Regions from separate parts of the Homo sapiens genome. Here region 2 is linked to region 1. Evidence: read pairs that join two places in POLR2A ChIA-PET (ENCODE). Cell type or tissue: IMR-90. All regions are shown on one strand.

The links. Peaks named below come from ENCODE experiments on the same cell type or tissue, not always from the same donor. Only the 100,000 strongest peaks of a DNase experiment are listed, where the experiment ranks them.
Region 2: POLR2A ChIA-PET joins it to region 1 with 22 read pairs; 3 of 35 experiments call an interaction of 5 or more read pairs at or near these places.

The regions. Positions count from the first base shown.
Region 1 is chr4:143,457,879-143,462,878 of GRCh38, reverse strand. GAB1 (GRB2 associated binding protein 1) reads right to left here. Exons shown (of 10, transcript NM_002039.4): 7 at 3,401-3,494; 8 at 2,392-2,515. Among named protein-coding and RNA genes, the nearest start is that of SMARCA5, 53 kb to the left of the region's middle. In IMR-90, no CTCF peak of the experiment used is centred here; no DNase peak of the experiment used is centred here.
Region 2 is chr4:143,390,027-143,395,026 of GRCh38, reverse strand. The region is part of intron 1 of GAB1 (GRB2 associated binding protein 1); the gene reads right to left. Among named protein-coding and RNA genes, the nearest start is that of MIR3139, 49 kb to the right of the region's middle. In IMR-90, no CTCF peak of the experiment used is centred here; a DNase peak (open chromatin) is centred at 2,936; H3K27ac peaks cover 917 bases.

The DNA.
Region 1 (5,000 bases):
ACCATCCTGCGCAACATGATGAAACCCTGTCTCTACCAAAAACACAAAAATTAGTCGTGTGTGGTGGCGCAAACCTGTAATCCCAGCTACTCGAGAGGCTGAGTCAGGAGAATCATTTGAAACCCAGGAGGTGGAGGCTGCAGTGAGTTGAGATCGCGCTACTGCATTCCAGCCTAGGTGACAGAAAGAGAATCTGTCTCCAAATAAAAAAAAAAAGAAATTCACCACATTGTGTTTATTTAGACACCTCTATTGGTGGCAAGTAAAAGCACCTTTCTGGCTTACTGTCATTAGGTGTAAAAAAAAAAAATTGTATTTTGATTTCCTTTGATTTCTGATTGTAATGCTCTTCTTTTTCATCTTTTCCCTTCATCTAACACCCATGACAAATCACATTTTTAAACTTTCCTATTATATGGGACTTTCCAAAATTTTTATGGCTATTTACTATTTTGGGCAAAAAGACACACTCTTTAGTACCTCAGAAAATACTCTAATTACTTTACGATAAGAAAACAGTTCACTCAACTACCCAAAGTTGAAAATAGGTGACAATATCTACTCTGACCGAGAATTTAGGATTTAGAGTTTTACTAGAGTCAACTTACTATACTGAGGAAAACTAATTAACTTAAATAATAATAATAGAACTCCACTCAAATTGAAAAATAGTGAATACAAAAGCAAAAGTGTCTAAAAATTGCCCTGCCTTGAAAAATCAGTGAAAACATTATTGATATATTGATTATATTATTTTTGAATACTTTATAAATTTGATATTTAAAAATTTTTATAGATGAGGTCTCGCTATGTTGCCCAGGCTAGGTGTGAACTAGGCTCAAGAGATCCTCCTGCTTCAGCCTCCTGAGTAGCTGGGACTACAGGCACATGCCACTGTGCCTGGCTAAATTTGGTAATATTTTAAAGTTAATTAATTTAAGCACAAAATCAAGTTTTTCATATCACTGAATTATGTTTCCTGACAATATATAGTTTTAAGAAAGCTGGTTCTGCCTAAAGTCTATTAAGGATGAAAAACCAATTCATTGACAGAATTGGGCTTTATATTTTATACCTCTAAATAGGGCTGTTTTAAATAATATAGGGCCACTAAAGTGTTACTCATTCTAAATTTTGACATCAGGTATTTGCTTATCCTGGAAGATATGGTCTGATTGTCCCTCAATACCTGCTCTCCCCTCTCCCATATGCATGGGATTTTTAGGTGGGCCCACTGTTCCTCGGATCTAAGTCTATGTTTTCTAGCTCCTTTGTGTCTAAGTGTGGCCACACAGGCTAAGTTCTGGTTAATGGTTTCTATAAAGCAGTTTCGAGGTACTGTCCTTATGAGGCAGTTGGGCTGTACCCTTCTTTTTCTCTCTTTCCTCCACCTGGAGTTGGAATGTCACTCTGCTGGCTGGAGCATCATCTTGTCCAATGAGCATATGTGCCACACCCAAGGAAAGCAGACTGGAGAGCTGGAAAAGGTCTGAATCCCTGAAGACTCTATGGAACAGAGCTGCCACAACAGCCTTGGATTGACTCTCTCTAGACTTTTCCATGAGAAAGAAAGAAACTTCTCTCTTGAGTCACAAATATTTATTTTCTTTTACTCAGAGGGGAACTTAATCCTAATGGATATACTTATCAACTAAAATACAAATAACAAAGCAAACATTAAATCTGACTTAAGGAAAAGCTAAAGCAAAATATTTTTAAAAATTAAAATTGGTTTGTATTCTTAAACATTTGAAGTATTTTCTGGCAACTACCTGATTTATGAGGAACAAAATGCTCACTACCATTAGAAAATTCTCATGCTTTATGGTAGTATAGCCAACCTCAAACATGTTATGTTTATAAGAGGTCTTCTTTAATCTTTACACCTATCTAAAGGTATATTACTTACTTATAAGACCATTTCACCATTAGAGTGCTGTGACATGGCCTTAGAGAATTGCATCATAAAATGCTGCCCGTATATTTTCTTGAAGAGTATAAAAAATCAAGTATCTCTTAAATGACATATAACTGAAAACTTAATTTTTTTCTAATTAGAGACAGGGTGACATGTTGTGCAGGCTAGCCTCAAACTGCTGGACTCAAGGACTCAAGTGATCCTCCCACCTCAGCCTCCCAAATAGCTGAAACTACAGGGTTGTGCTGCTGTGCCAGGCAACTTTTTTTTTTTAACTCATTTACAGTTTACTTTCACCTTTTATTGGTTTTAGAGTTTATGACATTATTTTTAATAAGCTTTTTAAAAGTTGTCTTTTACTGCTTTTTCTTAAGTATATAAAGATACGAGGATAAAATTTATAGACAGAACAGTTCTAGCTTGAATGACTGAAAAGGGCTGCTCAGAAAGGGAAAAGTTAAAACTTTACATACTGGGTCTTCACTGGACAGGTTTGGGTTCATGGGAACATAATTCTCTTCACTGTCGTGTGAGTCACTGCTTGAAGTTGTGCTATGCACTGAATCTGGTCGGGGGGACATGGGAAACCTGGAAGAGCTAATTACAGAAATTATCATCACAAACATAAGCCTTGACAAAAATATCTAAAATTATTCCCCAAATAAAAATGAGAGACAGTCTGCATTCTTTCAGAAATATTCCCTTATGTTTATAATCATTCATTGTACACATTTATAATGATGTAATTTTTGTGTACAAACACATAACTAATATTTATAATTGTATTATAAAAGTGTATTTTGGACAGCAAAATATTTTGTGTAAAACAAAAAAACCACTGCCAGTGACTTGGTGATAAGTAGAAAGTTACAGATATAAAATGGAAGACTTAAGAATTTCTATTTTTTTAAAAACTATATACACACACACACACACGAAACATGAACATATGTTCAACATAGGTTTGTAACTTCATAAATTCCTCTCAATTCCCTATATACATTTAAATAAGTCTCGGTTAAATAATCTCCACAAGAGACTACCATATTTTCAAGATTAGTAGTCCTCAGTACTTTTTGGTTTCATAAACCTTTTACACTCTTAAAAATTATTGAGAATCCCAAGAAATTTTTGTTTACATGAGTTGTATCTATTAATTTTGCCATATTAGAGATGAAAATAGACATATTTTTAAAACGTAAGTAATACACAAATACACATTTCTATTGGGTGTCACAATGATCTCATCACTTATCATGTAGCCTCTGGAAAACTCCACTGTACACTCAGAAGGAGAAAAAATACAGAAAATAACATCTTAATATATTAATGAAAATGGTTTTGACTTCACAGAACCCCCAAAAAGGGGGCTCTTCAGATCATCCATTGAGAACCACTATTCCAGATATTTTCCATGATAATGAACAATTCTAGATAGTCACATTATTCATACAAACTACATATTTTAGACAAAGGACTTACTCTCGAGCAAAACTCCTAGTGATGGGAGATCTAACTGGGGCTTGTAATTCTTCCCATTCTGGCAAAGGTTTTATTTCTAAAGGCGCTGGCTTGACTGAAAAGAAAAAGAGAAAAAGAGATTTTTAGTATACAGAACTTTGGAAAACAAACAAGATTCTCTCTCTGTAACTCTATTTATATTTGATAGCCAGAGTAAACCTAAGACCACCTAGTTTCACATGTGAAATGAGGTCCATGAATGTTACATGATTTGCCCAAGGTTACATAGCTAAGTAATTAGTGGTAAAAGCTAAATCAGATGTTTCATGATTGTTACCTCAAAGCCTAAACCTCTATTACAACATGTTGCCTAAGTGCATATTTTATGAATATAAACTAAATGAGATAAAGAGTAATGTGACCCAGTTCCTCTATGGTTGCTTTATATGTTTCATTATTTCATAAATTATTTCACCAATTTCATACTCAATAAGAAAATTTAATCATCTATGTAAAATCATTCCTTTTCTTCAATATTGGAGTATATAACTATATATATAAAATGATGCATAGAAACTATTAAAAACACAACTTTGTTAAAACCCCAAACTGAAAAAATGTTCGAATCTTTTAAAATAATTCATGCACAGTCTGGAAACAAACAAAACGAAACAATATTTGTATCTTTAGATCCAAACTCCGCTCTGAAAAAAGGCCATAATTATTTTACTTCAAATTGTTAGTGTAATTTAAGCAACAAATCTCTTGCTAAATTATATACAATTAAGTAAATGCTAATAATAATTTTCATTTATAAGTGATCTTTATTTACCTCATATTGCAGTAGACAATTAAACCAATATATACCACAGAGTTCTTAGCCATTTTCTTAAAGTCAAGACTGAGATTTTTTCAGAAATTTACAGAGTGAGCAAAAGAACTGAAACAATACTATTTAATACTAGATATTTTAGGAGACTACCTAAACATGTTAGGTAAATATTTCAGTTATGTTTCATTCTGCCACTCTTAACAAAAAATTTCATCTTTGAGATTTATTTATAGTCTTTGTCCATGTATGTTATGGCATAGTTACCATTACACTATAAAATGAATGGTCATTTTAAAGGACCATACGCATTGAGGCTCATAAGTATTTTGTCAACTCACATATAATGAAGACCAAATTAACTTACTAATTTGAGCTGAAACCATTTTGCTTGTCTATATTCTTAAAATAGAAACATACAGAATATTCCGCTGAGTGAAAGTATTTCTTTAACTGTTAATGTTTTACTTTTTGACACCCAAAGGCTAATAGCAGTTTAGCTGTCAGTTTTTAAATAATGGCACAATTAATCCATGGAAATGATTCTTTATTCTGTCTCAGAACAGAACACATATACATAAAGACAGAAGACAACAGAAAATCACAAACAGTTCACAAACTGAAAGGATAAAATGTTGTCTACAAAGTTAAAAGAATAATGCAAAAGGACAAGTCTGAATATCACATATTATCAAATATTTAACATGCTGTTGTTAATGGCAGAGTAAGTAGACTCATTGTGTATTATGGGAAGCATTCACTTTAGAAATAATGTGCAGGAAAGTTTTATTT
Region 2 (5,000 bases), 68 kb after region 1:
GGATCAAATCCTGGTAGCTGTACAGGCTTGAAAGCCCTGCAATCTTGTCCTCTCAAACATCTCCATCAGCTAATAAGATGAGGTAATCAATGTGCAGCTTTACTGTGTAATCTTCATGCAAAGCCATTACTTGAGTCCCCTGGCATCATCAAATACCCATCCTAGAACACTCATCACTCCAGTCCAATATCCATCAACAGAATAAACAACCTGAGTACAAAAGAAGGAAAAAGAGAGAATGAATTACACTTCATTAAATTTTTTTCCTGTTTTTTAACCATCGTCTACATTTTGTAAATAATTAAGTTTGTCCTTTCCCTACTTGAAAGAACAAGCAGAATAAAGAAGTATTAAACATGAAGAAACATATTTAGGAACCCAAAAAATGTTTGATGATGATGATGAAACTAAGTGGCTAAGGGGTACAGAATTGCTTGACCTAAAAATAAAGATACAAAATATGATGCTTTTGTATACATGTGATCAGTTTTCTGAGGGAACACAAGTTACATATAATGTATATTCAGTTAATATTACTTGATGATAAAAATTTATTTCTGCAATAGAAAATAAACAAGTCAGGCTTTTCTTCAAATGGAAGCATTTAAATTGGACACACAGATTAACTGAGGTGGGTTCCCAAGGGAAGGAGGGATGTCAACACTGGACTTCCTTGAAAAACCTCCAGCTTCCCTTTTGATCCGAATCTTTCTCCTCTTCTGCTGACTACCTTTTTTTTGTTTTGTTTTGAGACAGAGTCTCACTCTGTCCCCCAGGCTGGATGGAGTGCAGTAGCACGATCTCGGCTCACTGCAACATCCACCTCCCGGGTTCAAGTGTTTCTCCTGACTCAGCCTCCTGAGTAGCTGGGACTACAGGCACGTGCCACCATGCCCAGCTAATTTTTTTGTATTTTTAATAGAGACAGGGTTTCACCGTGTTAGCCAGGATGGTCTCGATCTCCTGACCTCCTGATCTGTCTGCCTTGGCCTCCCAAAGTGCTGGGATTACAGGTGTGAGCCACAGCGCCCAGCTGCTGACTACCTTTCTCATTCCTGTTTCCCCTTCCTTCTAACATTATCTTCCACATCTTTTATTTCCACTTTATTTCTTCTTATGCTTGTCCTAAGTATGTAAAAGGATCTTTGTGCTGTTTTTTAAGTGTCATTTAATTCAAAGAGCTTTGATTGTCCTTTTCTTAAAAAGCAGCTGTGGTTACAGTTTTTTATGTTTTCAAGCATTTTTTTACATTTGACTATGGGCCTCTCTTTTCTTTTTTGGGTAAAGCAGGCACCATTAAAAAGAAAATGACCCTCCACTCTTGATGCAGAAATCAGAAAAATGGTCTTTAATAATGCGGACACTCACCACTGGAAAGCCAAAATTAGTTTACATGATCTTTCAAGATTTTTTCCAATGCAATAACAATTATTAACATTTATTGAATACTCATTAAGTACCAGACATTGTTCTATGCACTTTATACATTAATTTAATCCTCATCACAGCCCTATGAGGTAGGCTGTAATTTATTCCCATTTATAGATGAGAAAACGAGTCACAAAGACATTAAGTAACTTGACTAGGTCATACTGGAAATAGTAAAGCCAGGATCTGAACCTAGTAGTCTGGCCTCACCCAGAGCCTGTGCCCTTAACCACTTAACACTGTACTATTTGTCTATGACAGAGGACAGCAAACCTTTTTGTAAAGGGCCAGATCATAAATATTTTAGGTTTTGTAGGCTACACACATGGTTTCTGTCTCATATTCTTTTTTTTTCTTTTTTTTTTTTTAAAAAAAAAAACCTTTGTAAATGTGAAAAACCTTCTTAAACAGTATCAGGCCCACAGGCCATAGTTTGCTACCCTGGTCTACAATTTTATCATTTCATATGAGCCAGTCTAGTATTTTTCATCTAGACAAATTCAGACAGAAGCAAAACTGAAAGATTCAATGTAAGCAGCTTACAGCCCATAGTCCACATGAAACAGTAAAGAAAATGCAAAAATCAAAATCAAAGAACTGCAGGTACTTTGTGGACATATACATGGAAATATAGCCCATAGACATGAAAAAGGTACTGCTATCACTAATAGAAAGTAAAAATCTCAGTAAGCTTTAACAGCCTAGTATTTCAGAAGTAAAAAACCTCAGATATCCATCTTCTTTACAGATGGATAGCTATATACGATAGTAGTTGGGCCCAAGTACTATTGTAATCTACTGAAACTGATGTATAGTAACAGCATCTGTATACCACACAAATGCATTCTTCTTCAAAGTCCCTTATAAATACAAATTCGTTGTTGCATTATCAAAATATTCATTATCTTCAATGTCAGAAACTAAAGAGTAGGTTATTAACTATTAACTTAGGACTCCTGAGGAATTCAGAAATCATAAAAATATTAATGTCATCAACCCATATTCTTTCTGGTCATCTGGCAAGGTCCTACTCTTAACATGTCACCACCACCACTTACCACCCTCTTAAGACTTCAAAACTTTTGAAGTAAGTTTTGGTAGGTTTCATGTATCTTACCACAATTTAATTGTCTTTTAAAAATCAAAAGCTCTATTTCAACAATGCAGCAATCATTTTGATGAACGCTATCAGAAAGTAGAAATTTAAGCAATTTATATTGGCTTTCAACTCCACCACATCATATACTTCAATTGACAAATCCCCTCTCTCAGAAAGAATAACTTAGAAGAAAGCATTCTGATAGAATTTGTTCAAATTATATACTGTTAATTATTTTTACCATTTTTGTGGGGTAAAAATAAAAACTGGGGAAATAGACTCACTTCTACTTTCTTCCCTATTAACTTGGGACCATCTGTTTAAAATAACTGCAGCTATTTTTGGTAGTTAGGCAATGAACTACTTATAAAAACAAAAACAGATGCCTCCTCTTTAAGATCACTCCGTTATCAAACATCTGAGCATTACTTGCACACAAAAGCATGTAGTGTATGTTACTTGTCAAGAATAAAATCGCAGATTTTAAAACATACCATGTGGCAGCTCAGGACATTATTTCATTTCTTATAATTGTTTTCAACAGTTGCTAAAAACACAAGAATAAAGTAACGTAAGGAGGTAATTCATATATGTATTTAAAAATATCTGTTATAACACTAGCTCTCTAACTCACAACTTGGCTGTCCTTAAGAATTTGGGCATTTCTTCTGCTGAGAAAAGTTGCTTAATAGTTAATTTTTACCTGAAATACTTTCTTCTGAATGCAGAAACTCGTGTATTTTACCTTTGTTTTTTCTTTGGCAACAGTGACAAATCAGATAATCTCAATGAATATCTATGCAGTTTTCCTCTTTACGTGGGACAAAGTTTATCTTTTAAAAAGAAAAGCCAAGATGAATGTTTTACCTGTGCAACTGCCCCCGCTTCTCTGTGCTTCTCTGTGCCCCCCGCCGCCTTTTTCTGTGCTTTGAAATAACTACCTTGCTCCCAAGAAAAAGTTTCTTCAGAAGCCAGTGTACTTTGTCCTTGCCAGGTCAGAGAAGGGGTTAAATTTATCTAACTGTAGTAAGCCTTTCTTGTTGCCCAGATGGCTGGCTGAGAGGAAGGAAGAGCATATAGCTAATTAGCATTCATTCCTTTTAATACATTCCCATCCCTTCTACTGCTTTTTGTCCACTCTTTCTTTTCTCCCTCAAGGTTTACCTTGATTTGAAGTTCAATACTTAAAAGACTCCCTTCCAAAAAATAAAAATAACACTTATGGGAGATATGTGCTATGTAGCACAAATTCTGTGTTACAGAAGCTCTTTGATTCCTCTTCCCCAGAACAAAGACATTTAGACTGTTACTTGAAATGTTATTTTTAAATAAATACATAATGGTTGCATTTATTAAGCACTGTGGGGCAGACCATTACCTGCTCACCCAAATCTGTTCTTCTGTTCTTCCACAATGAATGAATTGTAACTGAGCACATGGTCATCCAGGTAGAAATTATACCACTCAGCCTCTCTGGCAGCCAGATGTGGGCGGCCATGTGACTTAATTCTCCCCAGTGCAAAGTACATGGCAATGATGTGTGCCTTCTCTAGGACTGAGCATGAAGACATTGCGCATGCTGCCTCCACACTTCTTCCTGTCCCCTCAAGCTGGGACACAGACATACCTGCGACCTATCTTTGACTATGTAGATGAACCCTGAGATGTAGGAAGCATGGAGCAACAAGATGGAAGAAATCTGGGTGCCTGAATTTCTGCAAAGAACATGATTCTTTGCAAGCCTGGAATGCTTACCCTTTTATATGAGCAATATAAAAAAAGTTGTATGCCCTTTAATTCACTGTATTTTGGGGGCTCTTTGGCCCAGCAGCATAGGCTTAATCATAACTGGTATGAACACTATTATGTAGCACTGTTCTGGGTGTTTTACATGAATTATCTTATTAATGAGTCTCTGAGGAAAGTACTGTTACTATTCCCAGTTTCCAGGTGAAAAAACAAAGATTTGGAGGGTTGAGACAAAAGAGTAGTGAGGTTGGTAAAATAATCAACTGCAGGTCTCTATGATGCAAAGTCAAAAACCTAACCACTACACTAGTGTGCTTCCTAAAAAAAAAAAACAAAAAAAACCCTACTTATTACTTTACAAATTATCTCACTCTAATTGAGATTTTTCTTCGGTGGTATCTCTTATAAACCCAGAGCAGAAACATTATGAGCTCAAAATTAAGGGATATAAATTATATTTGGTTTGCCCACAAACACCCTTAATCTTATTATTAGCTGAACACCTAAATTTGTGTTAAACTCCAAAACTTTGAAAGAAATCAGACTGCAGGCCAATGAGAAACAGCTTAGTGGATGAAACTTTTTACTCTACTTCTAAAATTCTATTCTGTTGCACACAAGGCCTAGATCTGTACCTCGAACCAGCACTATGAAATACTGGATTATTAATTCAAAATGAACTTACTTTGGCTGTGTCTAATATTATGTTTATTATGAAAGAGCC